2 separate regions of the Homo sapiens genome follow, and region 1 is linked to region 2. Evidence: chromatin loops called from intact Hi-C (ENCODE). Cell type or tissue: chondrocyte. All regions are shown on one strand.

Region 1 (2,500 bases), 59 kb before region 2:
GATGGCTTCAGTGGTGAATTCTGTGAAACAGTTGAGCAATAAATAATACCAATTTTACACAATCTTTCTGGAAAATAAAAGAGGAAGGAACACTTTCCAACTCATTGTATGAGGCTACCTATACCCTCATAACAAAGCCAGACAAAGACATTATAAGAAAACCAGTAGACTATTATCCCCTTGTGAACATAGGCACAAATATCCTCAACAGAATATTAGCAAATAACATCCAACGCTATATAAACAAGATAATACATAATGACCATGACCAGGCTGATTTAACATTAAAAAATCAGCTAATATTATTAATTATTATCATTCATTATTATTATGAATATTAATGAACTATAGTTTTTTTAAATGCTCATCTCAATAGATGCAGAAAAATATAATTTGACAAAATTCGTTATAAGAACTCTTAGCAAATTAGGATTCCTTAACCTGATAAAGGGTAGCTACAAAAAAACCTATAGCTAACATCATACTTAATGGTGAAAAATGGAATGCTTTTCCCCTTAGCTTAGGGGACTAAGACTGGAAGCAAGGCAAGAATGCTCTCATCTCATTCAACATCTATTGGAAATCTAGCCAGCTAAATAACCAAGAAAAAGAAAGAAAAGATACACAGAGATAAAGAAATAAATCTGTCTCTAGGCCGGGCACAGTGGCTCACGCCTGTAATCCCAGCACTTTGGGAGGCTGAGGCAGGCAGATCACGAGGTCAGGAGATCGAGACTATCCTGACCAACATGGTGAAACCCCGTCTGTATTAAAAACACAAAAACTAGCTGGGAGTGGTGGCACATGCCTGTAGTCCCAGCTACTCAGCAGGCTGAGGCAGGAGAATCGCTTGAACCCAGGAGTCGGAAGTTGTGGTGAGCCGAGATCATGCCACTGCACTCCAGCCTGGTGACAGAATGAGACTCCATCTCAAAAAAAAAAAAAAAAAACAAAACAAAACCTGTCTCTAATCATAGATGATATGATTATCTATATAGAAAATCCTACAGGATCTACCAAAAATATCCTACAGCTAACAGATGAGTTTAGCAAGTTTGCAGTAAAATGTCAATATACAAAAATCAATTATATATCCACGTAACATTGGGAATCTAAAATTAAACAGTATCTTTTATAAGAGAACAAAAATTAAACACTCAGATATAAATTTAACAAAATATAAAAACTAGAAAACACCAGTGAAAGAAATCAAAGAGTACTTAAATACAGAGATAGACTGTGTTCATGGATTGGAATACTCAATATTGTTAAGATGTCATTTCTCCCTGAATTGATCTATAAATTCAATGTAATCCCAATAAAATTTCCAGATGGATTTTTAAAATAGATATTGACAATCTGATGCTAGCTTTAAATGGAAATGCTAAGTAACTAGAATAACCAAAACAATTTTGAAAAAGAAACAAAGAATACTTATACTACTTCATTTCAAGACTTACTATAAAGTTTCAGCAATCAAGACAGCGTGATATTGGTAAAATAAGAGACACAGAGATCAATAGAACAGAACTGAGAGACCAGAAGTAGGCCATCACAAATATGGCCAATTGATTTTTCACAAAAATATAAAGGCAAATCAATGGAGAATGGATAGTCTTTTCAGTTAATGGCACTCAAATAATTGGACAGTAATATGCAAAAATATTAACCTCTACCCATACCTCATACCTTATATAAAAATTAACTCAAAATAGGTAATAGGTCAAAATATAAAATGCAAATACAAAGCTTTAAGACAAAAATATGGAAAAAATCTTTGAGAACTTAGATTTGCAAAACGCTCTAAGATGCAACACAAAAAAACTCTATTCATCAAATTAACAAATTGATAAATCTTTATCAAAACTGAAAGCTTTGATCTGCAAAAAAACACTATCAAGAGAATGAAAAAGCCAGTGGGACAGACCCAGAGAAAATAATAGCAAATTATATTTCTGATAAAGGACTTACTTGTATTCAGAAAAATCTAAAAAACTCTCCAAACTCATCAATAAGAAAACAAACAATCCAATTTTTTAAATCAGGCAAAAGATTTAGAACAGACATTTCACCAAAGGAGCTAAGAAATGAAAATACACACATAAAAAGATGTTTGACATCATTGGTCATTAGGGAAATGCGAATTAAAATCACAATGTTTTGTCCCCATCTTCTAATTACAATCATTTTTGCTATAACACTTGTTTTGAAAACACAAGTTTATTTCAATGAGATTGAAATGTCAGGAAACAATCTGAGTATAATGCAAATTTCTTGTTTGCATTATGCACACAATTTGTCCACAGGAAACACTAGGTGAACATATAAAACTGTCCCCAGCTGAATTGAGCTGCATATAGAAATAAACAGCCTGGGCACGGTGGCTCACGCCTGTAATCCCAGCATTTTGGGAAGCCTAGGCGGGTGGATCACCTGAGGTCAGGTGTTTGAGACCAGCCTGGCCAACAGGGCGAAACCCCGTCTCTACCAAAAATACAAA
Region 2 (2,500 bases):
TGCAAATCATATATCTGATAAGTGGTTAATATCCAGAATATACAAAGAACTTCTGCAATTCAACAACAACAAAAAAGCAAGCAACTTGATTTTATTTTGTATTTTTGACCCCTGAACTTTTTATTGGCCTCCTGCTCCCAAAAGGTACCTTGCTTCTGCTGGCTTAATGTCTCAGAACTCTCGTCTCATTGATCTCAGACACCACTTTGCTGTCCACTATCTTGCGGGTGGTGGTCTTTTGGATGGTTTGCATGGAGTTGCTGTTGTCCAGGGCATCACCAAGATTGAAGTCCTCCCCGTCATCCAGCAGGCCATGGTAGGTGGCGATCTCAGCCTCCAGCTTGATCTTGATGTTCAGCAGGGCCTCATACTCCTGGGCCTGATGCTGTCCCTCTGCCTGGGATGCAGCAGGACCACCTCCAGGTGCATCAGGACCTTATCAAGCTGCATGGTGTAGCGGGCCTCTACCTCCCTCAGGCTGTTCTTCAAGCTAGCCTTCAGATTTCTCATCTAGTCCAGGTCGATCTCCAAGGACTGGACTGTACATCTCAGCCCTGTGAACGTCATCTCAGCAGCTCTGATCTTGGAGGACTGCACAGTAACCACTGTGGTGCTCTCCTCAATCTGCTGGGACCAGTACTTGTCTAGTTCCTCTCAGTTCTTTCGAGACAGCTCATTGTATTGGGCCTGGTTGTCTGCCATGATCTTGCTGAGGTCCTGAGATTTGGGGGCATCTACCTCCACAGTCAACCCAGAGCTGGCAATCTGGGCTTGTAGGCTTTTTACTTCCTCTTCATGGTTCTTCTTCCCGAAGAGCAACTCCTCCTTGAAAGCCTCAATCTCTGTCTCCAGCTGCAGCTGAGTGACATTGGTGTCATCAATGACCTTGCAGAGCCCACGGATGTTGCTTTCCACAGACTGGCACATGGCCAGCTCTGTCTCATACCTGACTCTAAGGTCATCAGCAGCAAGATGAGTGTTGTCAGTCTGCAGAGCGATGCTAGAATTGTCCACAGTATTTGCAAAGATCTGAGCCCTCAGGTCCTCAATGGTCTTGAAGTAATGTCCCAGACTCTGACCTGGGGCCCGTTGTTCTCCAGGTGCTCCCAGATTTTGTTCTCCAGCCTCCAATTCTTAGTCTCCATGCTCCTCACCCTGTCCACGTAGGAGGCCAGGCAGTCATTCAGGCTTTGCATGGTCTTCTTCTCATTCTGGATGCCCCCCATTCCTGCCAGACCCCCGCCCATCCCCATGGCCAGGCCACTGAACCCCAAGCCGTCCCGGAAGCTGGTGGAGCAAGACACGGAGATCCGGGAACCAGAAGCCTCGGCCCCTGCATAGACACTGGACACGGTTCTGATCGGCTGGGCACCGTAGCTGAGCAGCTGGGTGGAGCCCAGGGACCGGTAGTTGGTGGAGAAGGTGGAACGAGTGGTGAAGCTCATGCTGTCCGGGAGGAGAGCGAGAGGACAGGACTCAGGTTTTGCCTACAATGCAACCTGATCTTAAAATGGGCAAAGGACTTGAAAGCTATTTCTCCAAAGAAGATATACAAATGGCCAATGAGCAGGTGAAAAGATGCCCCACATCCCTAATCATGAGGGAAGTGTAAATCAAAACCACAACAAGATACCCCCTTATGCACAATGTGATAGCTATAATTAAAAACAACTACAACAGAAAATAACAAGTGTTGGTGAGAATGTGGAGAAATTGGAACACTTGTGCATTGCTGGTGGGAATATAAAATGATGCCGCTCCTGTGGAAAACAGCATGGCAGTTCCTCAAAAATGAAAAAATAGAATTTTTAAAAATTAAAACTTTAAAAAATGATCCAGAAATTCTGCTCCTGGTATATACCCAAAAGAATTAAAAGCAGAATCTCAAAGAGATATCTATGCACTCATGTCTCATGTTCACAGCAGCATTAGTCACAGTAGTCAAGAGGTAGAAGCAACACAAATGTCCACCTGTGGATGAATGAATGGATAAAATGTGGTATATACACACAATAGAATTTTATTTGGCCTTAAAAAGGAAAGGAATTCTAACACATGGTACTGCATGGATGAACCTTGATGACATTATGCTAATTGAAACAAGCCAGTCACAAAAGGACAGATATTGTATGATTCACTTACATGAGGTACCTACGGTGGTCAAATTTGTAGAGCTTATAGAAAGTAAAATGGCGGGTACCAGGGCCTGGTGGGGAGAGGGAAAGGGAGTTGTTGTTCAATGAGCATAGAGTTTCAGTTTTGCAAGATAAAAAGAGTTCTGGGTATCTGCTGTGTAACAATGTGAATGTGTTTACTACTGAACTGCACACTTAAAAATGATTAAGATGGTAAATTTTATGTTATATATACTTATCACAACTTTAAAAAAGATGGCCGGGCACGGTGGCTCACGCCTGTAATCCCAGTACTTTGGGAGGCCAAGGTGTGCGGATCACCCGAGGTCAGGAGTTGGAGACCAGCTTGGCCAACACGCAGAAAC

Evidence for each region. A loop is a pair of places that touch in the nucleus more often than their neighbours do. Peaks named below come from ENCODE experiments on the same cell type or tissue, not always from the same donor. Only the 100,000 strongest peaks of a DNase experiment are listed, where the experiment ranks them.
Region 1: a loop joins it to region 2, with 3 times the contacts of the local background. A loop is called at or near these places in 2 of 110 quality-filtered maps.

The regions. Positions count from the first base shown.
Region 1 is chr3:169,843,999-169,846,498 of GRCh38, forward strand. The region is part of intron 8 of LRRC31 (leucine rich repeat containing 31); the gene reads right to left. Among named protein-coding and RNA genes, the nearest start is that of LRRC31, 25 kb to the right of the region's middle. In chondrocyte, no CTCF peak of the experiment used is centred here; no DNase peak of the experiment used is centred here.
Region 2 is chr3:169,902,812-169,905,311 of GRCh38, forward strand. It overlaps the pseudogene KRT18P43. Among named protein-coding and RNA genes, the nearest start is that of SAMD7, 7.5 kb to the right of the region's middle. In chondrocyte, no CTCF peak of the experiment used is centred here; a DNase peak (open chromatin) is centred at 1,282.